Regions from separate parts of the Homo sapiens genome. Here region 2 is linked to region 1. A link is a loop called in an ENCODE intact Hi-C map of the cell type or tissue named here. Cell type or tissue: ascending aorta. All regions are shown on one strand. Links, peaks and the distances in the headings refer to the core of each region. The heading gives the core; the rest is flanking DNA. Region 1 overlaps FBXW11 (F-box and WD repeat domain containing 11). Region 2 has its middle 110 kb from the start of SMIM23.

Region 1 (16,269 bases), core at 3,006-11,005:
ACCAAGAACATATGCCAGGGACATATCAGTGGAGGGGAGAAGAGAAGGGCAGAGGGTCTGTGGGTGCCAAGGGACCACACAGTCTGAGCCTGGCTCTTCAGAGAGACTCTGCGGGCATCCAGGGGCCCACGGAGCATGAAGAGGGAGATGCTAGGGCAGCGCGCTAAGAGGCCAGCTGTGGCCCCCAAGGCAGACCAGAATCAACACTAAGTTCAGCCGCTCCCAAAGACAGATCCAAGCCTCAGTATCTTCAACCATAAAACGGTAAGAACATAAACCATGCAGGGCTACTGGAAGGATGAGAGTACACAAAGCCCTCACCAGCAGCCTGGCACCCACGAATCTTTATTTTTTATTCACTCACTTATCTTCATTCTTGCTGTAGCTGGCATGATCCAACCTCTTCCCCACCATCACCCACCACCTATACACACCCTGAAGGCATGAAATTTTCCCGTCCCCTCTGGAGACAATACAATTCACTGAGGACAGTGACATGTTTAGACCTCATTCTCTTCCCAGAAATACTAGCTGGGGATATGATAGGTTGACTACCTTTATAATTATTTGTAATAATAAAACTAACAAATATAACTCAGTATAAACCTATTCACTGGCCCATCTCCCTTTCTTCCACCCACTGAACAAACCAGGCCCTGATTACAAACTCAAGTCCTCATTGGGACCAGTCCTCAGGGTCAGCTCCTGTATTTCCCCTCAAGAGGTCCAGACAGGCTTCAGGTTTGCCTGAGCACGTTTATTTGACAGCACGACACCCCAGATTCCACTAACTCCTGTCCCTTCCTCCCCTCTGAGCATTCTGTTCCCTTTGTTTAAATGTCTAAGTTGAAGCTGCAAGGCACTGTGCTAGGCACTTTAGAGATGTCATTTCATCCCCATAGTAATCTTAAAACACTGTCTCTGCTCCCCAGCTGAGGAGTTTGGGTTCAGGATAATAAATGCCCTTGCCCGTGGGACCTGCTGCCAATTAGGTGGCAGGGCTCCAATCCTGAGCTAGATCTCTGGGCCCCAAAGCCCAGGCTCTTTCCTCTCTGCCATTCGGTAGAGAAGTGGCCCCCACAGGATGGTCTCAATGGTGTTCTAAGAACATCCCTCCCACTGGGCGTGATGGCTCAAGCCTGTAATCTCGGCAATTTGGGAGGCTGAGGCAGGAGGATCCCTTGAGTCCTAGAGTTCGAGGCTGCAGTGAGCTATGACTGCACCACTGCACTCCAACCTGGGCAACAGAGCTAGATGCTTAAAAAAATAATCCTTCCCAATCCCCTGCGTTGGTGGTATTTGGAAGTACAAACACAGCCTGCGAGAAATGGCAAAGTCCACTGGATCTGAAGGTGGTGGTGAAGGGTAGAGACAGCTTAAGTTGTACACACTGAGATCTCACCAGAACATCAAGTTTAAGCTGTTCCTAAATCTGTCCCCACTCAAGTCTTTGGCCTTGTAATTTCCAGGTTCTCCCAGGCCAGTCCAGTAATAACTCACATACTCTGAGCAATAAAATCAAACAATTCCTAGAGAAAGGATAAGCAGATGACCACAAAGCTGAAAATAATGTACAATCTCATTTATAGGATTCTACTTTCCAGTTTACCTGGCACGCACTAAGAAAAAGTTACTTATGACCTGCCCTACAAATCTTTCACATGGCTACACCTAACCAATATAATTTTTAAATTACTGAATTAGTGCATTTGGTGTATGGGGTCCGTCGTCCTATCTGTGGGCAGGTAAACACCTTGAGATGGCCATATACTCAGTCATCCCACAGATGCTGACTGAGTGCCTACAAAGTGTTGGATTCAGCTCTGTGCAACAAGCCAGCAGGAGCCCCAATATCTTAGCACTACAAGACAAGCTCCCAGAGTCTTCACCGGCTGGAAGAGCAAGCTGTGTATAGAAAAGAGGGTATCTATTGAAGGACATGAAAGAAACTGGTTAACCATCATTTGAGGGACTGGGGGTTAAGGGGGAGAGGAAAAATTACTTTTTACTCTTATCTTTTTGTGATTTGTAAATTGGTTCTCTTAACCACATGCATGACACATTTGAAAAACGTTTTCTACAAGAAAAACGGGTGGGAACAATTACATAGAAATACTCTAATCTCATGCAAAAAGTCCGCATTACCAACTGGGTTGACTAATGGGGGAAGTTTAGCCTAGCTATCAAAAAAACTCAGCTTCTACTCAGTCCTACTGAATAGAATTTCTGAGTAGAATCCTACAGATACTAACTCGACTTTTTCTGCTTCAATACTCTACCAGTGACACACTTGCACACACAAAACTATTCATTTCTGATGCTATGGTGGAGAGGGCTGCGAAACTGCCCCTCACACCTCCATGGCCCTTCTTCAAGAAGGGGAGGATCCACTCACACCTGAAAGCCACTTGGGATGTCTCAGAGGCCATTTTCATGTTGACAGTAACTTGTGAAGCAATTAATTATGTGTGGGAAGCAGATTTGCAGGGCAAGAGTTCTTAGCTAGCCCTCAGCTAACTCCTGAAGTTCAAGCTAGCTTTCGGCAAAAGCCCAAGACAAGGAATCATATCATCTACTACAACATTCTCACACGCCAAAACCAGTTTGCCTTCAAACTCATTTTACAGAACAGATGATTCTAAAGATCTATAAATTTTAATTGTATGTCACTGAATTCCTAACAGCACTTAACAGTTTCTTTGAAAAATTTCTTAACAGAACGTCAGAGTATTGCAACACTTTATTAAGAGTATTGGCTTTGAATCAGTAGCTGAAGTAACAATTGCATGAAGCCAGATTAGGTGCACTGCATAATACCCATACTCGATTTATTGACATTACTTAGCAATTTACTGGACAAAAGTCAAACTTTTTTGTTTTTTATTAAGCACATTCCACAGTACAAAGCTGTCATGAATAATATCTGTACAATTTAACAGTTTCAATAGCTGTTCAGACACAAATTTATTTCAAACAGATAATTGGCAAACATAATTAATTACAAGTTAGAATTAGACTATCCCAGTGCTTTAAAACATTAATATAGCAGTAATTTACATTTGCTCAGTTATGGTTAGCAAAATAAAGTCCAGAGTATGGCTGGGAATTACTATTATAATCCCAGAAAGTCAGAACTCCTTGGGTGCCAAAGTCCCCTGCTATAATTTAGTAGGCACAATTCAAAGGTTGTCTGCATATTCAAAGGCCATCATCTCCCAAGGAACGAGGGGAACTTCTATATTAAACATGCAAAAACAACAAAAAATCCATTCATTCATTCAGAATTGCCTCCTCCCCTGCCCCCTCCCTTCCCCCTGGGCTTTCCTAACCAGTTTGATATTGAAGCTGTAGGATGAAAAGTGGTCAAAGCTAAATCACTTTCACAACCACCATCAAGCTTACAACATCCACCTTATGAATGGAGGTTTATTGTTTACACTTTGAGACTCAACCTCTCAAAAACATAAATTAATTTAGTAACATGGGAAGGAAGGATTTTATTTTTAAAAGAAAAACTAAAAAAGCAAAGCCAACTCAATAAACAAATCACATACACACACACTGATCCCCACACCGTTCTCAATGCAAAGGACAAATCAGAGCCCAGGGCCTTCCCTTTAGTAGTAGAGTGTGCTTCCACGGGAAGAGGTTTACTTTATAGGAGGCTGTTTATTGGTCCTTTAAAATGTTATTGACATTCCTTGATCTTTGGAAACAATGGCGAAGGGCAAATCAAACCTAATATTGAATAAGGGAGAAGGAGTGCCAATTGGATGCCAACGTCCTTTCCATGCACTGTCAGGGCAACAGTGCCATTTACACATTTGGGCTGTGTCGTAGGGAGGACTTGGGAGCTTTGAGAACCTGCTGGGGCCACAGCAGCAGCTGACACCAGAGATGACTGGGGTGGCATTCATGGGCTTGAGGCTTCACTCCACTTCAGAGCACCCACCCCTCAGCATGGGCCTCTGAACCAGCCTGACCTGCCCTGCAGGCTCCAACACACCAGCAGGCCCTGCCAGAACCTTGGCAAGGCCAGGATGCATGAATTCCAGAGCCAAGACAGCCCGTCAACAGGGCCTTCTTATTTCCCCTTCCCAGGGCCACGACTGCACAGAATAATGATTTTTGACAGCGAAGCCAAATGAATACTATGGGAGGTGACCACTTGTACTCAGGAGTACTTATGAGAAAAAGAATAAGAACAAAAAATGTTTAAGGTACCTCTCTATTGTATAATATATACTCCACAACAAATAAAACATTTTGGTGTTAAACCTTAGAAATTACATTTTAAAACAAGATTCTCATTAAAAACACACACAAACCACACACACGCAATGACAACAACAAAATAAAAACACTGTATGAATACTGCAGGAAGGGTTCTAGGTAATCCACATCAACCCAGGTATCAGGTTCTTGAGCCCAGCCCATGGCTAAGTGCGAACACACTCTGTATTAGTGTCTCAAGCACAGGGGGCCCTGACTCCAGCAACTTTGAGGTTAAACTGTTATGTACATTATATCTACATGCGAATACAGTATTTTAAATTAGGAGGCAAGCACACGTATAAAGGTGTTACTCTACCAAATATCAGGAGATGGTTGGGGGACAGAGAACAGTTAATAAAAGAAAGAGCTATATTACCTGTTGGTAGATAATATAACTGACTTATAGTTCTTTAAATTAAAAGAAATTGGTACAGAAAGGAAGTATAATCCCAAAAATATTACTAAAACAATCCAGAGAAAATTTTCCACTGTCCAACATGTTCCTAATACAACAAGTCAGAATTCATAATGACTTGGACGGTCAAAAGGAGAATGCTAACTTTTGAAAATGAAAGCCCTGGACATTCTGGGTAGGTGTTTGGCACCCAAAATTTCACTGAAGAAGAATGCTGTTTCTTAATATCAAACCAAAGTGCAAAGCAATATAAATTAGAGGCCAAGTCTTCTCTTGACGGTCGATTTACTTCTGTAAAACAGATTCTATGTTCCTTTTCTATGAACAATTTACATTTGAAACATTAGATTTTTTCACTGATGAGGGAAGGAAACGGGCTTCTGTTCTACTTGAAGCCGGGGAAGCTAAGGTCTCCTTCTCAAAGGAGAGCCGGAATCAGAGGTGAGAAATGTCGGTACTTGAAGAGTTAGGCTGCTTTGCATCTACCCAGCGTCTAGAACCAATTCCAGCTTCATAACTCAGCTGTGAACGAACTCCCTTAGGCATTTGGTAGCCACGTAGCCAGTAGTTCAAGACTAGAAAACCCTGAGGAAAGAAAAACAGAAGCAAAGGGAGTGTGGGTGAACATTCCGTTTAGATGAGAATACACACACTCCACTCCACCCCCTGCACACAGCTACATGCAAAACTTATTAGCATTAACAGCAGAAGCTGTAAGTTGTTCTGAGTGTACTACATACCAGGTATCACATTTATTTCAACCTCACAACAATCCTGTGAGGAAGAAACTATTATGACACCTGCTTCACAAATAAGAGAACTAAGGCTCAGAAAGGCTAAGTGTTTGGTTCAAAGAGTCAACAAGTGACAGAGAGGGGATTCAAGGAGAGGGCTGACCCTATAACCTATCACTCTCTCAGTACTGCTCTGAAAAAGTACACATATAACAAAAGATGCTTCACATTCGATTTTATATTTAGCATAATCTTTTATGACATTCAGAACCTACAAGAGGCCAGTCTCACATCCTCACGAGAGCCCTCATCGATCACAAGGAAACAAAAATATGCAAAAATTAGCCTTTCTAAAATAGAATGCTAGTAATCAGAAATTACTTCCTTTTTAATAAGTAAATCATTGGTAAAACAACAACAGTATGGGGGAAAGGCCACTGAATGTTCCATAATTTTTTGACTATGGCTTTGAGTCTGAAACACATTTTAATCACAATTTCTACATTCATCATGTATGTAAATATGTACACACACACACAAAAAAACAATATTCATGAGAATACTGATATTCACAATATTTATCATTTTTACATACAATGCAGGCTGACATTTTCTATTCTAAATCAAAATAAAGTCAAAACCCACTCAGATACTGTCACAATAAGTGATGCACTAAACCACTGGCCAGAAAGTCTAAAGTCACCTTAGGTGGCAAAAAAAAAAAAAAAAGCAAGAGAGACTTTTTAAAGCTTGAATGCTTTTTTTAAAAGGTGATTTTCCCAGAAAGTTGTCAATTTACACAAAGATCAAGAATCTTAAGTCTTCTCAATGAATTTAAGATTCAATTTCATTTGCTACTGTTTTCCCATTAAGGATATTTAAGGGAACCTGAATTATTTCAAAAACATTAATGCCCCAGGACCAGAAGTGGACACTCTCAAATGCTGCTGAGGGGAGCATAAACTGACTGAACTCTTCTGGAGGGCAAAATGACCTACATACGCACATGTACCCTAGAACTTAAAGTATAATTAAAAAAAAAAAAAAAGTCTTCAAACGTGATACCTTTTAACCCAGACCCTCCAGACATTTCCAGAATCCCTCCAAAGATGATAAAGGGTTGGACAAATATTAGGTTAAAAGAATGATCATAGCATTGTTTTTTATAATCACTAAAAACTGGGGGTTGGGGAGGATAAATATGTAACAACAGAGCATATCCAAACAATCTAATATAATTTGGCAATTAGGAATAATTTGGACAAATACATTACTAACATGCAAGCATTTCACAATAAAGAAGAAAAACACATTTGAAAATGTACAGTTATAAAGCGTCATTTTAAAAAGCCTGAAAGGATCTATAAAAAGGAGTTAGTGGTAAACCACGAGCAGGAGTTTACTTTCTTCTTTTGGCTTATCTACTTTTTCAAATTTCCTAATAACGATCTTATATTGTCTTGTAGTAAGAAAAAACAATAAATTTTGAGCTACTGAATATATAATACAACATACAGCTCTTAGATGTTACTAATTTTTTTAAAAACGACTCCGCAGATAGATCTACTGCTGCATTTGCTGACATGGAGAGACTCTCACCTGATATTTTACGGGTGAGTATTTTACTGCAAGGTTAAATCATCATTAGGGTAGTGTTTCTTATTATGCATAAATCTTATGGTATCACATGGCTATAATTTTTTTCATGTTACAATAAATGAAAAGCATTTGGGGCCGCACGCGGTGGCTCACTCCTTTATTCCCAGCACTTCAGGAGTCTGAGGCGGGCAGATCAATTGAGGTCAGGAGTTCGAGACCAGCCTGGCCAACATGGTGAAACCCCATCTCCATTAAAAATACAAAAATCAGCTGGGTGTGATGGCACATGCCTGTAGCCCCAGCTACTTGCAAGGCTGAGGCAAGAGGATCACCCGAGCCTGGGAGGCGGAGGTTGCAGTGAGCCAAAATTGCACCACTGCACTCCAGCCTGGGTGACAGAGCAAGACATTGTCTCAAAGGGAAAAAAAAAAAAAAATTAGAAAAGAGCAGTAAAATCTATAAAGTTGACTGCCAAGGTTGTTAAAAGTAATAAAATTGAAGAGACAAACACATTTGTGGTCTCACTGCTTGTGCTGGGATACAGGGAACCTCCAGCTTAAGCAGATAAGATTTTTCCATTGACTTATAATTGATCACAACTAGGCAGTTGTTCTGAGGTTTCCAAAAAAGGTAGGTAGGAGGGAGGGCCTGGAGGAAGTAACACAAGTTTCCTTTCTACCACAGCCAATAAGAAACAGCATTGGTGATCACTGCTTCATCTCTCAACCAAAGGAATCTTGTTCAGGGCACTTTTAGGTAATATATAGATGTTGTCAGTTCATCTATTGTAATACACCAGAAAAAGAAAACCATAATATGGATGTCTTGAATTTTGCCATATGCCTCTTTAAGCAGTTTTTACTTGGGTCCATTCCTCCTTCCCTATATTTTCTTAGGCTTATTGGGAGGGGAGGTCAGGGGGAGGAGCAATCACTCAAGAGATCCTTGTCTCCTTCCTCTGTAATTCCTATTTTAAAGCTCCATTCAATAATTACAGTAATTCTGCCACGTGGATTTTTCAACTGACTTATGAAGCATCTATCCAGAAAGAAAGCAGCAGGGCAGAAGATTATGATCAGGAACAGTCTGAACACACTCGAGACCCATAATAGCAAATAGGTAAGTGGCTTACAGGTCACTCCTGCAAGGCAGACATAACCAACCACAACCAGTCCTTTGGGGTCCACGTGGGGTCCCAGAATCCTTCCAAAGGCAACACACCCACCAGTCACTACTGACCAAACTGAGTTGGCATGAAGAAAACACTTATTTGCCATTCCTGATGTAGACCCTTGGTTTACCGCTAATAGATGGAGCAGGGGCAAGACCAGAAGTCAGCCAACTTTTTCTGAAAGGGCCATATGGTAAATATTTCAGATGTTGTAGGCCATAAGGTCTCTGTTGCAACTACTAAGCTCTGCCACTGAAGCACAAAAACAGCCACAGACAATACATAAAGGAATGAGCATGGCTGTGTAGCACAAATGTTTATTTATGAACACTGCAATTTAAATTTCATTTAATTACTGCATGTCATGAAAAAAATTCTTTTAATTTTTTTAAGCATTTAAAAATGTAAAAACTATTCTTAGCCTGTGGAGACAGGAAAAAAAAAAACTTAATGGATAAGCAGAGACTAATTAAAAAAAAAAAAAACGGGTAGTGAGTTAATTTTGGCCCCTGGTTATATAGTTTCTTGACCTCTAGGTAAGACAAACTTCCTGGTGGAGTTCTATTTATTGGATCTTGGAATCTTGATGAAAGAGTATCTGAAAAGATGGTAACTTAGTGAATAGGTACCAAGAGTTCTCAATCTCTCCATCAAAAAAATTCCTAATTCTGCACATGGACTTTCTTATACTTTTGAAATTCAATGAACAGGAAAATATGTAATGATAAAAGACCACTAAGAATTAAGTAACGATTTTAAATAAATACAAATTTTATTAATCACAACAGTCTTTATATACATATATCCATAGTAGTATGTTTATATGTAAACATTTATTCAATCTACAAAGTTTAATGTGTATAGAATTCACTGGCCCTCAGCAGAACACAGAGTTGTCAATACTGTTCCTAAGTCATCAGTTCCTAGGACACAGCCAAGTAAGACTTCTCATCTTCCAGACTGAACACGCTTAGTAATAATCAAAACATTCTGTCATCAATGGTTATAATGACTTTCAGTGTTCCTGTAACCAGAGGAAAGGACTTTGCTTCTCAGTGTATCTGTTGTGTTTCATGGAAGCAGAATAGGTTTTAGGGGTCTCTCAACAGATACTCTTCTCTGATTCATCCTTGAGGAAAGGATGGTGGTGGGTGGATTGTGGTAGTGGGGAAGAGAGGGATTTTGAATGTTTTGTCAGATGGTGATTTTTTTTTTTTTTTTAATAAAAGAACTGAAGGACAGGAAAGAAAGAGAAAAAGAAGATTCTTGTACCCCAAAATAAAATTCAAGACATTTTACTGGTGTTAAATTGATTATGACCTAAGAAATCATTTAGGAACAGTTTTTAAAAACAGGAACCATGTTCATCATCTGCCAAGATGAAAACCCACACAATAGGCAGGATTCCAACTCAAGCCTTGTATGGATGTGACTATAAAGATCCAGCCTTACACTTGAACTCTGCAAAAGTTGACACGTCTAAGAGAGACCTTGGTTCACACATCACCAAGGAACCCAAATCACAAAATTTCCCCAAAGGGAAGGTGAATTCAATCAGCAAAATTGGAAGGGGAGAGGATAGTACTCACCTGAAACGGGTGAAAGTGCAGACTGTTATCTAGAGATGTAAGTGTATGTTCTGGAGGGAGAACGGGTCTCATTCTGGGCACTGGGAGGCACATTTAAGAAATCCCAAATCAAAATAGTGTCATCATGGGAGCTGCTGATGATCTGAAACTCATCAAACTGGAGCCGAAACACACGTCCAGAATGTTCCTATGAAATACAAAACTTCATGAATAAAATGAGATCTTTACAGCCCCTGATATCTCACAATGAGAAACTGGGCAGAAGATGAAAATGCAGCCACTTAAACAGACTTCCTAAACGACTGTACAGAGCTCACTGAACTGTGTCCTTCATCCCAAGAACAAATGTTCTTCTTTCTTTTCCTGCTAGGCCTTTTCTTTCATTAAACTTTGTATCTTAGACTCTAGTCTACCAATATTTCAAAGATCATCTCAAAAAGGGCCTTATAAAAGTAAACAACAATACATAATACCCATTCTTGATACACTCTAAAAATCCACTGGAAAACCTAGAACCAGAAAGACAGTTTGTTTTAACATGACCAGGATCTACCTCAAATTGCTGCCAGCATCAAAATTCATGGTGAAATAATAATATAAGAGTTCCCATTAAAATCAAGAAGACAGTTCTGCATCTTCTAGTAAATGCAAGAAGTGAAGAAACAGAAATAAAACTACTAAAATCTTTTTTAAATCTACCAATATTTCCAAATGACTATCTCTTCAAAAATATAACAGTACTTATAAATGGTATAAAAATTTATATATAGTATAAAAATGTGCTGTTATTAAAACATAACCACAAATAGCCATATTAAGAAATCTTCCAAACCTACAAGAAGGAAATATTGCTTGCCCTATGAGGAAACCAGTCCACCTACAAATCAGGAAGCCTGCCTTCATATCTTAAGCTGCATTATGTCTCCCCTTAGGAAAGTGCTCACAGTAATGTAAACATCAAATATTCTCTGGTTTTGGCTAAACAAAATGAAGACTGAAATTCTCTGAAGGCATCTTGTGAGACACACAAGCGTTCCTGTGATACACCTAGACAGGACTATCTGCAAATGGTCATCCTCCAGCACAGGGAACCAATTCCCGTCTCAAGAGATCACATACCACCAATGTGCGCAAACACAATGTGCTTGCTGGGGCTCGAGGGTCAAGAGCAGCTTGCAAGTCCCAAACTTTAATTTTCCTAGAAAGGAAAATGAGATGTGATTAGTGGAAAAGTGAACAATTTATATGCTGTCAAACATTTCCTTGAAAAAAAGTAGTGCATCTGAACTGCCTATTTATAAAAGCTAATGGGGAACATGCTTATGTTTTTACAAATCATCTGAACCAATTACACTTGATTTTGGAAAAATTAAGAACCTACACATTCTCAGAATTGCTGAAATTTTAAAGAAATATTATTTTAAGGGAGATAAGAAAACAACTTCAGGTTATCTAAATTCAGTTCCGGACTTGATAACCTATGTCACCAAATTCATTCATCAGGGGACTCTCTAGGGCTGAGTAGGTGCTGCTGACAGAAGCTAGGGCTCTGTGTGAAATTCCAAGGATACCTTTCTCCAAATTAAGCAAATGCTGGAAGTTAGTAATAGGAGTACAAACAGACCAACTAACCCATTTGGGAAGTATATATAAGGTCATCTGGAAAGATTTACAGTTGCCATTTGCTCATTTAAAATGTAGTGAGGTGTTTTAAAGAGGGTTTGTTCAATTTACCAAAAAGGGAAAAAAAGGGAAAAGAAGAAACTTATTGTTGAACGAACACACACACACACACACACACACAAAGAGCCTGGCTTAATTTAGGGATAAAGCAAAGAAGTCAATACCCCCACATCAACTATTGAAACCTAAGCTATTGCTGGAGTTGACAGCGATGATTCAAAGCTAAGTTTAGGAACCACAGTGACTCTCCCTCTGTGTGATTTGGGGTAAGATTTAGTTCTTCTTTCTGGGCCTGAGTGTCCTCACCTAAACAACAGGTATAATAATACCTGCCATCCACCATTACACAGAAACCTACCATAGGACCTGGTACATACAGAGTTGCTTAATATATAACATTTCTCTTTCTTCTTGATACAGTTATAGCAGTACATCTGAAAATCTGAAAGACATACCCATCATAGGCCCCACTGACAATCCTCTTGTTATCAAACCGGATGCATCGGACCAATTCTTCATGTCCCTCTAGGACTCTTAAACAGGCACCACATTCAATATCCCAGAGCCTTGAATGAAAAACAGACCTCTGTGAAACAAATTCCCACACACGATTCACACTATCCGTAAGTTTTTTATATCTGTTCCATACAGATACAATTTTTCACTATCTTGGAGCTCTTTATTTCTATCTCACTTCCAGTACACACCACACATATAAAGCTGTATGTGTACATTTATACCATCTGTGTGTTTCCAAGCACTAACCTAGGAAGAAGCCTTACTTTTTATTCTATTTCCTTTTATATGATTTGAAACTGTTTTTAATCATGCGTCTGTATTACTATTTAAATAAAATCAACAAACAAGAAACTTCAATTCTATTTAATCCTTAGGCATTCTCTTGATGTCTGAGTTGATAAAAACCATGTAGACAAATGGTGTAGGAAAGACTCTTCTGGGGAGACAGGGATTGTAGGCAGTAAAGGAGAAAGAGCACAGATGAGACAAGGTGGGAAAGGAGATATCACGTACAGCCAGGGGGTTAAGCTTCCGCCCCAGGCACTTCTAGCACAGTGGAGTCCATAAGGACCACTGAGGTTAGAACTGGCGGACCAGCAGGGGAGGTGGCTGTCTCTTGATGAGGCTTGGGGATACCCCTTCCTTGATACTATATGCTGAATACTGGGATTGACGGTTTACAAAGTCAGAGTGGGAGACTTACTAGGTACACGCAGTGTTCTGGTGGAAATATAAACCCATTGACAACACCAAGTCTTTTTCTCTGCATATGATTTATGTAACAATTCTGGAGTTAGAGATCTTTTTTCCTATTATGACTGATTTTCTACAGTATTTGTAGAAAAAAATCATAGCTAGTTAGCATGTACAAAATAAAGTGAGCAAATTAATTCTATAACTTTTTCTTAGCCTCTCTACCAGTAATTCCTATGATACATCCAAAGAATGTATTTTATTACAGCTGCCCTTAGCAAATCTTCTTAGTACCCGTGATGATAGCATCTCTAATCTGTGATCAAAGCCATTCAGTACTGCCACTATGACTCCAAAGTAGTTCCCTTCTATAAGCTGGAGAGTAATACACATTACTATCTTGTAAAACCTTGACAATTCCAATGAGGAAGTTAAGAACTGTTTATTGATGAAACATTAAGCAATACCACAAAGCATGATGAATATAAGAGAATCAAGATTTAAGCTCTAAACTAAATTTATGGTATCTTGAAGCCTAAAGTGATAAAGCAAACTTAAATAGCTTTTTTGTTATTTGCTTGCCTTAAAAAAAAGTTTTAATAATCTTAAACCCAATCTTTATTTTGACCAAACATTAGGCAATTATAAACGCCAAAGTTTAGTCACTTATGTAAAGCTACTAGCATGTGTTTGCTTGCCTGCCTTTAAAAAACAAAAAACTTTTTTTAATAATCTTGAATCCTATCTTTATTTTGACCAAACATTAGTCAATTTGATTATAAACCAAAGTTAAGTTTAGTCACTTATGTAATGCCACTAGAGTGTGTTGAGACAGTGGGGAAATGGCATGGGATAATGAAGTAGATATTGAAGGGATGTTCTTAGTAAGATACAAAATGTCTAAGGTTAGTCAGATTTATTAGAAAGCAGGGAGGCCGAGTGCTGGGAAGGAAAAAGAGAGGTAAATGACCTGGCAGGAACAGATGCAGTCTTGGGAGAGGAAAATAAAGTACACTCCCATGTGTTAGGTAGGGAGGTGGGAGCTCACAGGTGAGGGAAATTGGAGCGAGCTGGGCTGCACTGCAGCACCCTAGCCTGTTCTGAAGTGCTCTGGTATTAAGTGATCCCAGGTGGAGCTGAGGTTAAAAAACTTTGTGTACTGGGGGAATCTTGGAAGAACACCCAGGGCACACACGGTTTTCCCACTTGAGTATACAGAGCCCAAATACATTTCTAAAAGTTACCTAAAGCTTTCTTATCTGAAACATCCCATTTACCCTGAGTTGTTTTGAGCATTAGAACTAGGAGATGAGTCAACAATGTGGCAAAAATCAGCCTGCTCTGTCAGCACACCAACTTCTACCCACCTAATGGTATTATCTGATGATCCACTAACAACCAGGCGATCCCTGTACTGGAGACAGGCAATGCCCCGCTTGTGCCCATTGAGAGTACGAACAAATTCACAGGTGCTCGTGCTCCAGACCTGTATAACAAATTAACAGTATTTTAAAGAATGAACACAGGAAAGTCCTCTCACAATATACCTTTCTTAAAAAGACAGAGCTTCTGATAATGACCCAAATATGTGATTATAAAATACGGTGTCCTCTAACTCAAAGTTGGGAGGCTGGGGGGCAGACTAGACAGCATAAAATTTTCTTGGCTGCTGAGTAATAACACTGGAATGAAACACGGAGGGAAGTGAAGTCTCCAGTCTTTGAGATCTTTACAAAGAGAACATCTCCTGAATGGTTCAAACGCTCATTTACCTGGAGGAAAGAGTTTGGGCCAGATTTTATGTTTTTACACCAGCTGACATTTCAAACCCCATGGAGCTAATGTAATAAAAAAGCTTCCAGCTGGGTACGGTAGCTCACACCTAATCCTAGCACTTTGGGAGGCTGAGACAGGAGAATTGCTTGAGCTAAAGAGTTCGAGACCAGCCTGGGCAAAATAGTGAAACCCCATCTCTACAAAAAATAAAATTAGCTGGGCATGGCAGCATGCACCTGTGGTCCCAGCTACTCAGGGAGCTGAGGTGAAAGGATCATTTGAGCCCAGCAGGTTGAGGCTGCAGTGAGCTGTGTCTGTGCCACTGCACTCCAGCCTGGGTGACAAAGCAAGACTTTGTCTCAAAAAACAAACAAAAAGTCTCACCTTTCATATCATCCTCTTTTCCAGCATATTTTCTGGAACAGCTCCATTTGTTTTGACACATTACTTCTAATTGTATGTATGCAGAATAAATAATCCCCTCTTTTGTGGTATCTGACTTAGATGTTCATAGACAGCTAAACATATTATTAGACAAATAAGGAGACACACAGCAACCAGAGTGCCCTGAATTATCTTACCAGCTGCATTTGTAGCTGAATGGGATAGATAAATAGATCTCCACAAGTAAAAGAATGGCACTGGACCCCTACCTCATACCTTAAACAAAAATTTAACTCAAAATGGATCAAGGACCTACACATAAGCACTGAAACTATACAAGTCTTGATAAATTGAACATCATCAAAATTAAAATCATTTGTGCATCAAAGGACACCATCAAAAAAGTGAAAAGACAACTCACAGAAAGGGAGAAAATATTTGCAAATCATGTATCTGATAAGGGACTTGTGCCCAGAATATATAAAGAACTTATAACTCAATAATAAAAAGGCAAATTACCAATTTTTAAAGTGGGCAAAAGATTTAAATAGACATTTCTCCAGAGAAGGTACACAAATGGCCAATAAGCATACAACAAGTTGTTTAGCATCATCAGTAACAAGGGAATGCAAAGCAAAACCACAGAGTACCACTGCACAATCACTAGGGCAGATATAATAAAAGAGACAAATAATAGGAAGTGTTGGCAAGGATATGGAGAAATCCTCCATGCTGATATTATGAAACAGCTATTTTGTAATAAAGCTCAAACCCTCTCAACTTCCAGGCACTGGTCTCATACCAATTGGTGTGACTGTGGGAGTAAGTTGCCGCATATAAATCCTAGTTGTTTAGCTTCCCAGCTATCCAATGCAAAGCCTGATGCTACACACTTCGTGATTTGTGGGGCTAGGTATAAGAGTGCTATCCAGTGCTGGTTATGAAAAGGAGGTTCTTCTGAGCAAGCTGAAACCCTCATATACCACTGGCAGGATTGTAAAATGGTACAGCGCCTTTGGAAAACAGTTTGGCAGTTCCTCAAAATGCTAAACACAAGCCTGGGTGACAAAGTGAGACCTGGTCTCTACAAAAAAAAAAAAAAAAAAAAAAAAAGGGCCGGGCCTGGTAGTGCCTGTACTCCCAGCTACTCCGGGAGGCTTAGGTGGGAGCCTCAGGAGTCCCTGAGCTGGGGGACTGCTTGAGCCCAGGAGGTCAAGGCTGAAGCGAACCATGACTGTGTTACTGCACTCCAGCCTGGGTGACAGAGTGAGACCCTGTCTTCAAAAGGAAAAAAAAGCTAAACACAGAGTTACCATCCTAAGAAAATTAAAAACATGAAAACTTCTACACTAATATTTATAACAGCATCATTTGTAATAGTCAAAAAAATAGAAACAACTAAAATGTCCATCAACTAATAAACAGATGAAC
Region 2 (16,269 bases), core at 4,981-12,980, 190 kb before region 1:
CATTCCTTTTTGAACTTGTCTAAATGTGTTTATAAAATAAAGCTGCGGCCCAGGGCTGCTCCTGGCGGAGCGGGAAGGTAATATGTTTTTAATTGGAGAGATTGGGGGAAGGAGGCAGCGGGCCAGGGTGAGCTCACCCCGCATGAATGCGGCTGGGCGGAGAACAATGTACGTTCACATTCTTTGACTACAACGGGCCTCCGCAGGACCTGGCTCGGTGGGCAATTCTCCGGCCTCGGGGCGGGCGTCCGGGCCCGCGCCGTCTGAGGTTAGCGGGAGCGCGTACCCTGGGAGGTGGCCAGAAGCCCTACATTGAAATATCACAGTGGGTCAGAGCAGGGGTCGCAAACTCCAGTGCACCCAGGAACCGCGCAGTATCTCAAACCCACGGACACCCAGTGTAGACCTGGAGAACTGGAAATGCGTGGCCTCTGCAAAGGGGACAGGCACCAGTGGACTCCACCAGCCCCGTCACCAGATTGAATGTTTCTCAAGAAAAACCAGAAATCATATCTGGATGTAAAAGCTCCTCTTTTTAAACGTTGTCTTTATTTAATTTTATCCTATTTTCTTACTTATTTTTGGTTATGTGGGCCAAATAAAACAGATGCCTAGGCCGTATTTAGCCCTGCAGCTGTCCCCTCTTTTAGATCTTGGGAGTGGACCTCATGCTGTCTTTTACCAGCTACCAGGACTTTAGGCAAGTTACTTCACTTCTCTGAGCTTTGGTCTCTTCAACTAGAAATCTGATAGATTAATGCTACTTTTCCTGACTTTTCAAATGCTTTCTATGTTGAGGATAAAGAGAGGAAAGAAGATAATTGTAATATTCATTGGGCATCTGCTATGTGCCGCGCATGGTGTTAAGCAATTTACGTATTTTGTTGTTGTGATGTTTTGTTTTGTTTTTTAATCATCATTATTCTGTAATCTAGGTATTATTCCCATTTTGCAGATTAAGAAATACAATCTTAAAAAGCTGAAGCTGGAATGTGAACCAGTATTTCCAACTTTAAGCTGAAATCATCTGAATTTAAAGAACACATCGTGGTAAGAATGGGGAAATGGAGTCAAGAGTTAACTGGCTGACTTAATGTCACAAAGCCATGCCCAGTGAAGGCAGTAGCCATTTTGGGTCCTAGCTCAGGAATGATTCAAGTAGCAATAGCGTTTTGCAAAGTAAAACAGGCAGAGCTCTCAAGGTTAAATCAAGGGTATAATGGAGTAGGTACCCCCCTGCACTGCTCCAGTTACAGCCCTTCCAAAGGACGACGTAGCAGTATGTGTTAAAAGATTCATATTCTCTAAAAGATTCATCCACTTTCACCCAGTAATTCCTCCTGAAGGAATCAATCCTAGAGAAATAAAAGAGCTGTGGGCAAGCATTTGTAAAAAAAACTAATGCTCAGAAAATCGAACATTCATTATAAAGGAAGAGTTAAATAAGGTAGGTAATGTCCATACCCAGGAATATTATGTAGCCTTGAAAGAATGTGCAATAACGGGAGGAAATGCTCATGACATAATGTTAAGGAAAAAAAGTAGAATGCAAAATTAGGTAAACATGTGTATGATAATCAAAGAAATGTAAAGAAAGAAGATGGGAAGGAAATTCACCCCAATGTTAATTCTCTACGTGGTGGAATTTTAATTTAATTTTCTTCATCCTTGTTGAAATTTTTTTAGATTTTCTCTAATGAGCATATTACATTTTACAATCTGAAATATATATATTTTCAGGATGTTACAGGCCTCATCTCATCCAGTTTGGGAAGTGGATGGGTCTCAAGCCAAGTATCACATTTATTTAAAAAACAAAAGCCCAGAGAGAAACTCTAGAGAGAAAAATACCACAGTGTAAACTGGTTATTACTGGATGATTGGATTATGGGTGATTTTTTCCTACTTCTTTATATTTCTATGTGTTTTTCAAACTTTCTACATCAAGATTTCTTTGAAATTGGCAAACAAACAGACAAATCATAAAATACTCTCTTGCATTTCCAACTGTTCCAGGCAGGGAGATATTCTTGGCAGTAGAGCTATACCAGAATCCAGGTTTTTCTCACACATTGCTCTATCCTCACTCTGGTCTTTGTACTTGTACCCACCCCCACCCCCGCCACCCAGCTACCATGATGATAGATGCTGAAGGGTTTAATATACTTAAATTGGTTTAAAGCTAAGGAACTGTGAAATTAGGGTTCTTTTGTAGTTTATGGAGGAATGGCTTGGCCCAGACTATTCTTGCAACCTGTTTTTGACCACTTTGCCAAGCTAAAAGTACCTATTGCTTATCCTATTAATTGAGCCAAGGCCGTGTAATCAGGGCCTTGCTGGCCTAGAAGGCACATTTATTTCCCGGACATGGCACTATGATCTGAGCCGCGTGGTCACTTCCTATACCCAACCTTTCACGGAGCTGGTCACTCTTCTGGCTTGGAAAACCATAAGGTCTCCAAGTGACCTTACTAAGAGTCAAGATACCTGGGTCCTTGTGGGGTTTACCACCTGATGGTGCTTCACTCCTGACCAAGTCATCATGTTACATGTACCCCCGCCTTTATTTCCTGAGACCCCTCCCTCCCAGGCTGTGTAGCCCAGAGACCGGGAACTGAATCCTCTGTGAACCTGAGCTCACTTCTGCACTTCCCTCAGCCTTCATTCTTCCCTCACCTATAGAAGGGGAGTAGAACACCAACATGGGCCTTTGGGTACAAAATAGATTGTCTTCCTTCTTCCCTCTCTAGCATCCTCTTTCCTTCCTAATTTAGGAGCTTTTTCTAGTCTGCTTCTAAATATGCACCTTGGCCAATCTCGGCACGTCACCAAATCCTCGTGGTGGGCTTTCCTCATAGTACCAATGTGGGAAGTGCCTAACAGAATGCAGAGATGGCTCTTAACCGGGTCAGGTGCCTGGCGTGCCTGGGTTCTGTTTTAGGTGATCCTCACCATGGCTCGTTCTGCAAAGCAGGGGTCAGTCAGTAGTCCCATTTTACAGGACACTGAGGTGCAAAGAGGCACTGTACCATGCCAGCAGGTCTCTCGGTGGGGAGTCAGTGTTTACTCACATTTTCCCACCTCCTTTCTGCTCAGTCTTTTCTTTTTCCCTTCACTGGGTAGTCTTCCAAGTTCACAGAAATGAAAATCTTCCTAAAACAGGAAGGCAAATAAATGAGAATCCCCCTTCTGACCCAAATCACTAGCAATCACCCATGTATTTAGATTCACATGAGCTCCTGACTCTGGAACCTGGAGCTAATTCCCCTAAAAGTCAGTTCATGTAAACTTCTTGTTTACCAAGGTGACAATGGTAATTACCAAGGTGACAAGGGGAAAAGACTAGAATGTTTATACGACTGTTGACGAGATCTGTTTAAATCTAGAAGCATCAGAAAATATCACAATGGGATGGTGTCAACCTCTTTTGGGAGTTTCTGGACCCTCTTCAGTATCTTTTTCTACTTTGGGGGCTCTTGAACATTTCAAAGTTGCTTTAAAAAAAGTGAATTCATCTAATGTCATTCTACCTTAATTTCAAGAAAACAAGCATGGTTTAAGTTAATAGCTAGAAGGCAAGGTCATGAATAAGCAAAGAAAGTGAGGTGCGCAAAGAAAAAAAATAATAATCACCCCAGTGTGTGACCTTGAGCAAGTCACTTAAGCCTTAGTTTTCCTTCTCTGTAAAATAGGGGTAATGATTTCTATCCCATGAGGATGTCTGATGGCTAATTTCAGTGACACAATTTGTGCAAAACAAAGAGAACTCTACTACATGGTAAATGTTCTATTCTGCACAACAACAATAATAATCTCTTCAATTGGGGGAAAATGATCACAGCCTTATACTTTTTGTCACTTATAATATCTTTGCTTCTTTGGGGCCTGGAGAAGAAAAAGCAGCTCAGGATGGGGTAGAAGGGGGTGTAAATGACTTCTTGCAACTTATAAACCTGCAGTTAGACCCTTCCATGCCATACTATGCACTGAAATGCATTCCAGGTGCACTAAAGAACTGAATGTTTTAAAAAATCAAACCACAGAGGGGAAAAGACATGAATATTTATCAGACCTCTGGGAAGGTCTGGTTAAATCTACAAGCATCAGAAAAGATCACAAAGGAAGAGATGGACAGAATTGGCAGCAGGAATATTCAGCACATCTGTACATAGAAAAGACAGGAAAATGCATGCAGCAAAAATGACAGGCAAAGGCATCATATCTTTATTAGATAAAGAGCTTTTACTATCTGTATGTATATATGTATGTGAAGCCATAAGAAAGTTATTCAGACCCTACTAGATAAATGAATAAGGAATTCAAGTAGATAATTCACAAAGGAAGAATATATTTGGGGGAGAAAATGAGAGAAGGCAATCTCATTAGCAACCAAAGAAATAAGTTACCACTTTTCTACCATCAAATAGCACTGACTTTTTAAATAATAATGTTAGCTGTTAAAGAAGGCGAAGTGAAACAGGCATATGCATACATGGTAGTAGAAAGGTAAATTGGTTTGACCCTTTTGGAAAAAAAAGTCATAACATCAAGTGTTATGAAAAAAAGTTGTCTAGTATATGGTTTGGGGAAAACTAGAGAAAACTAAAACTAGATCCCTATGTTAAAGTATGTACAAAGGTGGACTCCAAGGGGACTAAACATCTAAACATGAAAGGTAAAAGTAAAAAGTCAATTGCAGAAAACGATAGGAGATATTCTCCCTCTGACACATATGAGCTGTGTCACCTTGGGCAGGACGTTTCACCTATCTGAGCCTCGGCTTTCTCATCTTAAAATGGGAATTTTAACACCTACCTTACAAGATAATGTCTATAAAGCGCCTGGCACCTGCTTTGACAGAGAGGGCTTTCCTCCTGGGTGCACAGCTGGGTCAGCCTTCCTGGCCTCTCCTGTGTTGGTATGGCGATGTGAGTGAGTACTCTGGCCACTGGAGAGTGGGGACAAGTGATGGGTGTACTTCCAGGGGTCACCCTGCAAGGCCTCCCATGCGTAATTCCATATCCTCTTCTCCATCTATTGGTTGATTAGAGAGGATTTAGGACTATGGAAGAGGGAGGAACAACAAGATGGAAGGAGCCTGGGTCACTGAATCCCTACTTGGAAGTCTGCTTGGCCAAGAAACCCTGATTAGACTATGTGATAAGATACAAACTTCTGTTGGGTGAAGCCACTGATTTGGAGATTGTCTATTACAACAGCTAACAATACCTACCCTAAGTAACAGTGCCCAGTAATTATTCTGCAATTTGACCAACAAATTCCCGTATTGGGAATCTAATCATTGGGGTTCATTAAATGTAGTTTCTGATGAAGCCCTTGGTGGGTGGCAGTGGGATTTCTTAATCCAGTCACTAATCAAAACTGCACACTGCAACATTTCCAGAGAAGTGGCTAATAGAAAAATAGATTCTGTTAGTTGATTTCAGGTTTCTTTCTAAATTGTTAATGTTGGGTTTTGCACACTCTGAGATTGGGATTGACTAGAATGCTTTGACTAGACTAGACAAGCACTCAAGAAATTTTCAAAGGATAAACCAAACCAAAACAAAAGTAGGAAAGGGGAAATATGGAAGTAATCAGGTTGTCTGTATCAGCTGATAATAGTCTGTCCCTGGGCACACAGCCAGAAAATTTGAACCCTGGCCAGCAACTCACACACTCCAGGTGATCTGCCAAAACAGAGGGCTGTGATGACTGGCCTAGGAGCAGGGAGCCTGCAGCTCACAGGGGTACTGAGATGCAAATAACTGCTCTGGCCATGCAAAGGAATATTTAGGGCAGTATTTACATAGTGCAAAACTTCTGAAGAAACGAAATGTCTGTGGCAGATGCTGCTGGTTCTCTACCCAACAGCCATTTCCCCTTCTTCCTTAGAAAACGTATCCCAATTTCATTCTGGCCTCAAAGGTTGACTCGTGATTGTTCTAAGCTAGTCTTTGTCTTTCCATTCCCCCTTGTCAGTCATTGGTCTAGGACTGAATGTGTGATCTACTTCTGGCCACCAAGATGTTAGGGAAGATTTGCTAGGGCCTTTTGGGAGAGATAAAAGACAGAGGGAGATGGAAAGTGGCCTTTCCTCCCACAACCCCCTTTCCTTTTCACTTTGGACTTTGTGGATGAAGATGTGATTCCTGGAGCTGCTGCAACCATCTTGTCACCATGAGGGTAAGGCCAAAGAGACTCATAGAGACACCAATCCAAACTTACTAAGCCTCTGAGCCAACCTGGGAGTTTGTTATATGAAATAATTATGCCTGTACTATTTGCTTTTTTTCAGGGGTTTTGCTGTAGGTTTATCCAGTAGTGCTGTCAGGGTTAAGTTGATAGAAGAATCTTTGATGAAACTTGACTGATTTTCCTGGAGTTACCTAGACATGGTTCCTGACTCTCACCTGGAGATGTCTAAAGGCAAAAGCCTGGTTAGTTTGCCTGTGAGGACTAATGAAAGAGTGGGTGCTGCTGTGGGAGTAACTTGCCCATCCAGAGTTTCGTGGGGCAAAGAAACGTTGACTTTTCCCATGGGCTAAGTGAACGCCATGAGACTAGCTAGGCTAGAGCCTTCTGGAAAGGACCTCTCCTAAAAGAAAGGCCTTCCAGGGCAAAAGGACCCCAGCAGGAGGTCTCTGTGGGGTGCATATCACAAAAGCGTAGGAGCTGGGGACATTGTATGTTGCCAGCCAGGGACTGTCTCTTAAGAGAAAAAATGGGAGTTTCAAGGTCCCCATCAGGAGGTCCCTGAAGAAGCTATAAAAGAGAGATGCAGCATTTGCTCAATGGCTGACCAGAGTATGGAGAACCAATCCTCTATTGCCCAACACCAAAGTAGGCTGGAACATGTGCTTAGCGGACTTCAGACATTACAGGGCATTCGGCCTGTGGGGCTCTTTACTGCTTCTCCCGTTGCAACCCAGCGCTGAAGGAGCCACAACAAACATAGGGAGTGGAGGAGGTATGGAGGGGCAAGGGCCATGGGGTCATGAAAGAACAGACATGCTCACGTGATATCTACCATTGTCTCTTGGCTCCATACCTACCTTCTAGCGTTCGCCCTGCAAAATGGGGTCTGGGAGTCTATAAGCTAAAATTCTTAGCATTAAAAGATGCTTTCTGAGTTGACTTCCTTTCAGATTCTGTCAATAAGAGGCCCTAGTACGAGATCAGAAGGTAGGAGGAGGGGACAGAGGAGTGAACAAACCATTGTTTGTTCTCTCTCTATCTCTCTCTTTCCTTCTTCTGGCAGTGTCTCTGCAGGTGGTTGCATCTCTTCCAAGCCCCTAGCTTCTGAGCACCAGCTCCTCCCCAGTGGCCCCAGCTCTGAAGATGACAAAAATTCTTCCAAGCTTGTAGAATTTAATAACAACACCTTCTCTCTCCCCACTCCATGGCCCTAGGGGTGGCAGCTGCTTCCTGCAGTTATTGATCTCTGTTGCTGTGCCTTCCCCCTTTTTGCTCCTCCATCTTCTAACACCCATTTAATCAATTTCCTGTATTCAGCCCCCTTTGTTGGAAATACCTGGCATGATTTCTGTCTTCCTCATTGAACTCTGATTGATACATCTCTCTTCTTAAGGGCTGATCTGAAGAATTTTCAGGTGAGGCTAGACTGAGGAGAGGAAAGAACTTTTCAATTGGATGAGAAAATCAGTTTTAATATTAGATGTGGCTGAGTTTTTAATAGCTGATAATGATATGTTCTAATGCCTGAAAGCGATTGGGAAACCCAAGATATCATCTAGAGGCAGGGGAGGGAGATGGAACAGAGCAGGTTTAAATGGAAATAGTGACAAAGAATAAAGCCATTTCCTTCCCTGTGAGGTCTGACTGTATCAGAAACCAGTCACACCATGAAATAAGATAAAAAAGCATTACAATAGGGATTGCAACCTGGAAACTCCCACCAAATGTAATCAACAGACTTGTTTGTGTAGTTCAAACAGTGTTTTTCTATTCAAGGTTTCTCAAAGTCGCATTATTGACATTTTGAGCCAGATACTGGGAGGAGGGGGCTGTCTTGTACATTATATTGACATTTTGGGCCACATGTTTTTCTCATACAGGATGTTTAGCAGCATCTCTGGCCTCTAGAAGCCAGGAGTGCCCTCCAGACATGACAATAAAAAAGTATCTAGATATTGCCACATGTCCCTTGGGGTGCAAAATCTCCCTTGATTGAGAAATATTGCTCTAATTGGAAATTTTGCATTAAAAATTAGATTTCCAGTCAGCCTTCCTTGAAAAATCTACAGACTTGTAAACAATGGACCTATGTTTCTACCTGGCTACAATCAGCTATTGTTAATTCCATCTGTTTCTGTTATATGCTATATTGGTTATCTATTGCTGCATAGCAAATTACCCCAAAACTGAGTGGCTTAGAACAACGTTTATTATCTCACAGTTACTGCAGGTCAAGAATCTGGGTATTGCTTAACAGGATTCTCTGGCTCAACATCTCTACAAGGTGGTAATCAAGGTGTTGGCCAAGGCTTCAGTCATCTAAAGGATTCGCTGGGGAAGAGTCAGCTTCCAAGCTCACTGATGTGGTGTTGGCAGGATTCAGTTCCTCATGGGCACCAGACGGAGAGTCTCAGCAAATCACTAGCTGGTGACTGCAGCCACCGCAGTTCTTTATCACGTGGTTCTCTCCATAGGGCAGTTCACAGTGTGGTAACTTGCTTCATCAGAGCAAGCCAGGAAGAAGACCCAGAGACAGACAGAGAGAGAGAGAGAGAGAGAGAGAGAGAGGAGGCCTCTGAAAGAGAGAGAGAAGAGAGAGAGGCAAAGAGAGAATGAGAACTCCAGAAGTCACTGTCTTTTATAGCCTAATCTTGAAAGTGACATTCATCACTTTCACTACATTTTCTTCCCCAGCAGTGCTCAGTGGGAGGGGATTATACACGGCCATGGATACCAAGATGTGGGGGCCACTGGAAGCCATTCTAGAAGCTACTGTATTAGTTTCTTAGTGCTACCATAGCTAATTACTGTAAACAGAGTGGCCTGGAACAACAAAAATCTATTCTCTCACAGTTCTGGAAGCGGGAAGTCTTAAGTCAAAGGATCGACAGGGCCATGCCCTCTCTGAAGACTCTAGGGAAGGATCCCCTCTTACTCCTTCCAGCTTCTGGTGGTTGCCCTCGATCCTTGGCGCTCCTTGGCTTGTTGATGCGTCACTTCAATCTCTGCCCCCGTGGTCACTGGCATTTTCCCTGCGTGTCTGGGTCCAAATTTCTCTCATCTTATAAGGACACCTGTCATTGAATCAGGGCCCATCCTAATTCAGTATTACTTCATCTTAATTTTATTACCCTGTTTCCAAATCAGATCACATTCACAGGTACCAGGGGTTAAGCCTTCAACATATTTTGGGGAGCAGGCACAATTCAACTACAATACCTTTTCTGTCACAGATGGAGCATGTGCATCTCTGTTGAAGCATGCTGCTGTGCTGTGGGACAATTTTGTCTGCCCACTCCGCAATGATGCCCTATGAATCAAGATCCCTGTATCATTGCAGGGGCTCCTTGAGGGAGGATCATTCCTCTACCTCAGTGCAAAGTTTGACAAAAGTGCTCTGTGCTTTGGCCCTGGGCTCCAGCCCTTCCATTTGTACTCATGGGGTCAGCTCTTCTGCCCTGTGCTTTCCTCTGTCATAGCTTTTATTAGTCTGATTTCATGCTAGTTTCTTGCTAGTCTCTTTGACTGTTAAATCCTTGAAGTCAGGGATCTCACCTGATTCATTTCTGAGCTCTCAGTGCCATTTCTGAGCTCCCAGTGCCCACACATGGCCGGCCATCTCGTGGATGAGTTGATGGATCCATTTGACTAGTAGATAAATGCATACATGGAGAGCCAACATACATAGTATGCAAAGTCATGAAAAACAAGGAATGACTGAGGAACTGGCACAGATAGGAGGAGACTAAGGAGGTTTAACAACTAAATCCAACATGGTGCCCTGGAGTGCATTCTGAAACAGAGGATATTAGGGAAAAGCTGATGAAATTCAGGCAAAGTCTGTGAGTAGTTTAGTCAATGGTATCATATGAGTTTTCTTAGTTTAGACAAATGTTATGGAAGATGTTAAAGTTAGGGAAATTGGGTAAAGGGTATATGGGAACTCTTAGTACTATCTTAATAATGCTTTTGGAAATCTGAAATTATTTCAAAATAAAAAATCTAAGTAAATCAGAGTTAGGGAAAGGCAGAAGCTAGGGTCATCAAGGGGATTTACTAAGCTGATGAATAAGTTCGAATTTAAAACAGGAGAAACTGGGAGCAGGAACCACAGAGAACAAGTGCCTAATCAGGGCCCAGTGGAAGGAATGAGCCAGTTTTGTCCAATTTGGCAAACTCTCTTGGCTCCTCATCTGTAAAGTGGGTGAAAACCCAGATGTTGGATGGGGCTTTGACAGCACTTCAGGTCTAACTAGGGTGGCCTGAAACCCCCAATCCCATGGACTGGAACAGACAAGAACTTCCAAGACTTCTGCACATTTGCAGAGGTTTGAGGTCCCATCATTAGCCATGCTTCTTGGTTCCTGCACTATGAGTATACGTATGTGGGCTGATGGCCTCATTCACTGGATACACACACACACACACACACACACACACACACACACACACACCTCACCAGGGACTTGGGAGTATCTAAATGTTTGAGAATCATAGAGCAGGGAGACATCCAACACAGCACAGCCTTCCATTCACTGTCTGGCTCCTCTCCCCTTTACCTCTTCCCTCCTGGGTTATGTCTGGGGACTCCACATCTTCTGTCTCTATTGTGTGGGGGCAACCTAGCTCTCCTCCTGGAAGCCCTGACTCCCAGGGCCCTCAGGATCACTGCCCCCACCCTCCCCTACCTCAATTAAGTTCACAGTAAAACACAATTCCTTTCCTAGAAGGAATCTGGACACCAGCTATTAAAATGCCATTTACTATAGCTCCTTACACAGATGTGAAGCCTGTGCTGTCTCCTTTTGAGCTCATTACAGCCGTGGCTTTGATCCAGTGTCTAGACAAACTTGTGGATCAGAAGCAGTTGGGAAAAGCCTGGCAATGTAATTATAGGCTTACAACAAAGCACTGATAGTTCAAATGATTTGGGTTAAAATTATATAACTTAGAGCATATCCAAGGTTAGCCTCATGACAATGTCATCCCTCCTCATTTGCATTCTAATATGTTCTCTTAAGTGGCATGGAAATTGTGAAACTACAGCTAGCCAGTGGAATTGTGGAGAATACCAGGTACGACAACCTCATTATGTGTGTACCAACAGAAAATAGGTTGAGAACTGCCTCATCAGAGGACCAAGTGAGATCTTTACAAGCTATAAAATGCTTAAGCGAAATTACCAACTAAAGTTCATATTTGACTTGGAAGAGCCTTAAAAGTGAGCTAGTCCAGCCCTGGCTCCTGGCATATTACAGATGGCGGCACTGAGGCCCACAGGAGGGAAGTGGCCTGCCCATAGTTATACCTTGAGCCAATGATAGTCCAGGCCTGGATCCCAGGCCTGCCCCCCAACACATTGAAGCCTCTATTCATACCTGGAGATGTTCAGACGAAAATAGAATGGCCATAGGGTGAGATCAGCAGCTGGGAATGTGGCCCTTTGTTTTTCTCCTGAATTTCTAAGAACAACGGCAGGTGAACATTATTTTTAGTCACTGAGAGACAGTGTTGAGCTGTAACACTTTTGCTCTCACTTCTCACTGGAGTGTGTCTTGTTTGACAATTTTAGGGCTAATTAGGACCAAACGCAAGGAGTCAGCCAAGTTCCACAGAGGGAAGGATGTCGCCAGTTGGGAAGGGTTGGAATCCTGGCTCTGTGATGCCTTTATTGCCTGACCTTGGTCAGGTAGGTTAATTGAAGCAGGCCTTGCTTTCCTCTGCTGTAAAACAGTGGCAGCCGAAGCTCTCTCAAAGGTTGATGTGAAGAATAAGTGTCCCTGGTGCATAGGAGGTGCTTCTGGAGGACTCTCTACTATCTGCCCCAGCCCAGAGCTTGCAACTTTGCTGCTTAAAAGAAGGAGCATTACGGTACCTTACTCCTCTGTTTCCACAGGTGAATGGGCTTTGCTGTCCCCCTCTCCTTCCAAAGACCTCTTCTGTAAGAGATGAAAACACTGCAGGACTTCTGTGTCAGGGCGTTTCCAGAGTGGGGAGGAAGAGCACATGAATGAACTGGAAGTTTTCTTCTTTGAGAAACAGATGCCCAGTTTGAACCATCATATTCATCTCTTCAAGGACAGCCCCTTTGCCCTGAGTTCCACATTTTAACATTGTGCTTTGCGATCCATTGAGAGTTAATTGGCACCTTCAATAATAGTGCATCTTACAATCGATGGCATGTTAGACGCTATGAAACATGGTACCTCAAGCAGCTCAGCAAATTCATTAGCTCATGGAACCACAGAAAGGAGCAGGGGCCACAGCACCCAAGAACTGGGAGTCCGTTTTTTCTCCCAGTCTCCTTCTCTGTCTTCCTCCTCTCACCCTCCCTAGCCCACTTCCCACTTCTCTCTTCTCTACACCCTCTTTCCCTCTCACTGTGTTATCTGTGTGTTATCTTGGCTTCATCCCATCGGGTCAGCTCACCCCACGAAGCTGGATGCGTGGCCCATGCAACTCCAGCCTGTGTGTGGTCTCACAGCGCTGAGACAAGAGAGGAAAAGACAGCTCTTTCCGCCAACTCCAGTAAGAAAAAATCTCAGCAAAGGGACCTGAGTGGGTCATGTGCCCATCCCTGGACCAATCACTACTGAGCCTCAGCCCCACCCCGCCCAGCCCCACCCCTGTGGCTGGCTGGGAAGGTGGTACCCTGAGGGCCCACCTCTGCATGCCCACTGGGGGCACTCTCCCAAGTGCTGGGTCCACATGTTCTGTGGCTCCAGGAGCTCGTGGTACCTTCCCTTGACTTTTGTTCCTCCCCAAATCAAAGTAAGTCAATCACTTCCACTTTAAAACTCAGTAACTATCATCACTATCATTATTGTTATTTATCACTATGGCCCCAATTTGGACTCTACGTTTACTGAGGACAAGCACATTTTCCTTCATTTCTTTTGAGATGGAGGTCTCTTAATGCAATGAGCAGTCACTAAATTACTCTAGAAATGACTAATAGCTAATGTTTATTAAGCACTTGCCGTGTGTTAGGCACAGTTCTAAGTATATTGCATGCATTAGGTCATTTAATCCTGAAAACTCCCAATGAGGTAGAAGCTGTTTTTATCTCCGTTTTATAAGTGAGGCAACTGAGGCATGAGGAATTTGTGTAACTTGCAGAGTAAGTGAGAGTTCCAAGGCAGGCAGTGAGACCACGTCGGGCACACCCTCAGCCACCACAGTGTCCTGGAGGGAGGGCCGAGTGTGTCCATCCTGGAGTCCAAGGCCCTGCTGCCTCCAGATGACCAGCTCAGTGCCAGGGCAGCAGGGAGTTGAAATCCCTCATGGATTTTATTTTAATCCTTAAAAATAATAGTTCCCATTTGTTGGCACTGGTCTAAAAGCTTAAATTACATGATCTCATTTTTCTTCTAAAAAGCTCATTTTGAATATGAGGAAAGAGAGGTTCAGGGAAGGTAGGTATCTTGCCTAGAGACACACAGCTAGGAAGTTGGGGAGCCAAGGTCATAACTCAGGACTGCCTGACTCCGACGCCTGAGCTCCTAACAATGCACTTCTCCCCAGAGCAAAGAACCCCAGCTCTGAGTCTGGAGTGAGGGCATGGGGGCTGGTCATGGGGAGAAAACTTGGGAGGGTGGATTTTCCTTCTCTGCTCACACACCCATGCCCACTCCCTCCCTGAGAACTGCCATGGCCTCAGGGGCAGGGCTGAGAGGAGCTGCCCACTTCCTCCCACACTCCTAAACTCCTCCCAGCCCTGAGTCTCCAAGTATCTGGGAACAACGCTGCTACCACTTCGGGTAACTGTGGCTATGCTTGTGTGTGAACCGTCCCCACCCTTGGTCTGCCATGCCATGATCTGTGATTCTCATAGGACTGACTCCACGGGACCAACGTGTAATAATAACCACAGTTACCCCTTATGAAATGCCTCACAGAAGCCAGGCACTGAGCTAAGGCAGAGGAAATGACCTCATTCATTCTTAATAATGCCCCTTTAGAATGAGCGTTCAGGAAATTGAGACTCAAGGAGGTAGAGTGAGGAACTTGGCTGAGGCTTCACAGTCAGCAAGAGGCAGAGACAGGATTTGAACCCAGGTCTGATTGACTTCAATGTCCATGACTTTAACACCAACTTGCTGCTTCTTAGCCTGACCGAGACAACAGAGATACAGAAGTCACTGTCCTTGTTCTCAAGAAGCTTGGGATCCAGTAGCGGAGTTACATGAGTGAACAAATTGCAATTAGGTGGGAATACCAGAAATGATAGAAGTGACACTAGGTCCTGAGGTGGCACAGAGCAGGGAGGTGTGAACCTGGATGGTGTGTTTTTCATGACTGCTGATGGCAAGTGACAGGACTCCAACTCAACTTGGTTTAAGGAAGGAAAAAGGCAGGGGTGGGGCAGAGATTGATTGGCTCATGTTTCTGAAAAGTTCGGGGCAACTGGCTTCAAGCATGGCTTTATCCAGGAACTCAAGAACGTCAACAGGAGTCTCTCCCCTGCTTCAGCTGTGCTTTCAGCCACACTGACATTATTTTGAAGATGACGCCACTCTCTGACAGGCAAGTTGTCCACCAGAGGCACCCTCCAAGGTCAACATGGTTAGCAACCCCTCTGAAAGGAGAGCCCCTGTTTACTCTTAATTTCAGCCAAATTCCCAGGTTTGAGTGTTGGTGAATTTGCTCAGGTCACATGCCACTCTCTCAATCACTCATTGTAGTCTCCATAAAGATGGAATCATTGATTGACTATTGGCCAGGTCTGGGTCCTCTGCTCAGTCCTGAAATTGAAGGGAGCCAGCCCCATGCAAATCAGGACACTGTCACGGGGAGAAGGGGAAGCAGGATGCCAAGTGGGCAAAGACAGTGGCATTCCACAGGTGAGGGAGGCTTCCGTAAGAGGAGCCCTGGAGCTTAGTCCCGAGAACGAACAGAGCATGCTGGGCAGAGCTGGGGCTGCGAGGAGAGGGTGTTTCCTACCAGAGAGAACAGACTGTGGACGTGTGAACTCATAGTTTGGCATAGCTGGAGGCTATGGTGGGTGTGGGAGAGGAGTGTGAGGTGTGGCAGAGAGGGGCCCAGTGAGGGTCTTCAAACCTGTGGACCACGCAGGCGTTTGGACTTGCTCCTGCAGGTACCCTAGGGAGGTAGCACCTCAGGCTCAGGGCGGAGGCTCTGGACTGGATCCCCTGGCCTGACCCTGCCTCTCTGAGTGACTCAGTCTATCTGATTCTCAGCTTCCCCATCTGCAAAACAGGAAGGATGGAGGACAACTTCACAGAATGGAGGTGAGGGCAAACTGAGGCAAAGCCATGATAAGCAGAGAGACAACATAGAGGAAGTGTTCAAAGACACAGACCATTATTGTGGACCAATCTTAAGCATCAGAGGAACATATCTAATCTCCACTCTAGAAAGCTCCCCCGGGGGTGCAGTGGAGGGTGGGGACAGGAGACCAGTGGGAAGAGGTGAGTTTGATGGTTCAGGTCCTAGAAGATGTAGAGAAACACTGCTTTGGGGGAGATGGAGAACACAGAGAGAGGGCTCAGGGAGAGAAAATTCCATGGCACTTGGCAAAGAATCAAATGTGGGGAGAGGGAAAAATCCAGGATAAAAATAAACACGGAGACAAAAATCTACCCTTGACCTTGGATCCCTTAACTTTTAACTTTTGAACAAACACATTTTCTCTTAAAAGCATTCAACCAATTTCCCTAGGCTTTTTTTTTTCTCTTCAAATACCCTCCCCAAAAAACATCCCTAGACTGCGCGATTCCCAGTGTTGAAATCTTAGGTATCTTTTTCTTTTTTAAATTTCAGCCTGAACATGCCAAGCTGAACATGCTCAGAATGTCCTTCCCACCTTGGCAGCCCCTGAAGCCCACCTCCTCCTGTTTGCCCTACTGGGTAAGTGTACCCAGTTTTCTAGGAAACCAGTGTTTGGTACGATGGGAACATGCGCTTGTTTGGGTGGGTTTACGAGCAATTTCATTCACCATGCTGAGTCTAAACGTCAAGTAGGTTTTCAAGACCCGAGTTCTACTGAATTCTACAAAATAAAAATACATTCAGTATTTATTATGAAAAAAATAAAAATAAAAAAATAAA

What was found. Peaks named below come from ENCODE experiments on the same cell type or tissue, not always from the same donor. Only the 100,000 strongest peaks of a DNase experiment are listed, where the experiment ranks them.
Region 2: it touches region 1 in a loop (2.0-fold over the local background); 2 of 110 quality-filtered maps call a loop at or near these places.

What each region holds. Positions count from the first base shown.
Region 1 is chr5:171,858,827-171,875,095 of GRCh38, forward strand. It overlaps FBXW11 (F-box and WD repeat domain containing 11), which reads right to left. Exons shown (of 14, transcript NM_001378974.1): 10 at 14,046-14,164; 11 at 11,922-12,032; 12 at 10,903-10,981; 13 at 9,784-9,970; 14 at 2,723-5,275. The coding sequence ends at 9,809. Among named protein-coding and RNA genes, the nearest start is that of SMIM23, 81 kb to the left of the region's middle. In ascending aorta, for the core only: no CTCF peak of the experiment used is centred there; no DNase peak of the experiment used is centred there; H3K27ac peaks cover 491 bases.
Region 2 is chr5:171,667,863-171,684,131 of GRCh38, forward strand. No RefSeq gene overlaps it. Among named protein-coding and RNA genes, the nearest start is that of SMIM23, 110 kb to the right of the region's middle. RefSeq lists enhancers at 1-385, 386-963, 11,829-12,328. In ascending aorta, for the core only: no CTCF peak of the experiment used is centred there; a DNase peak (open chromatin) is centred at 8,569.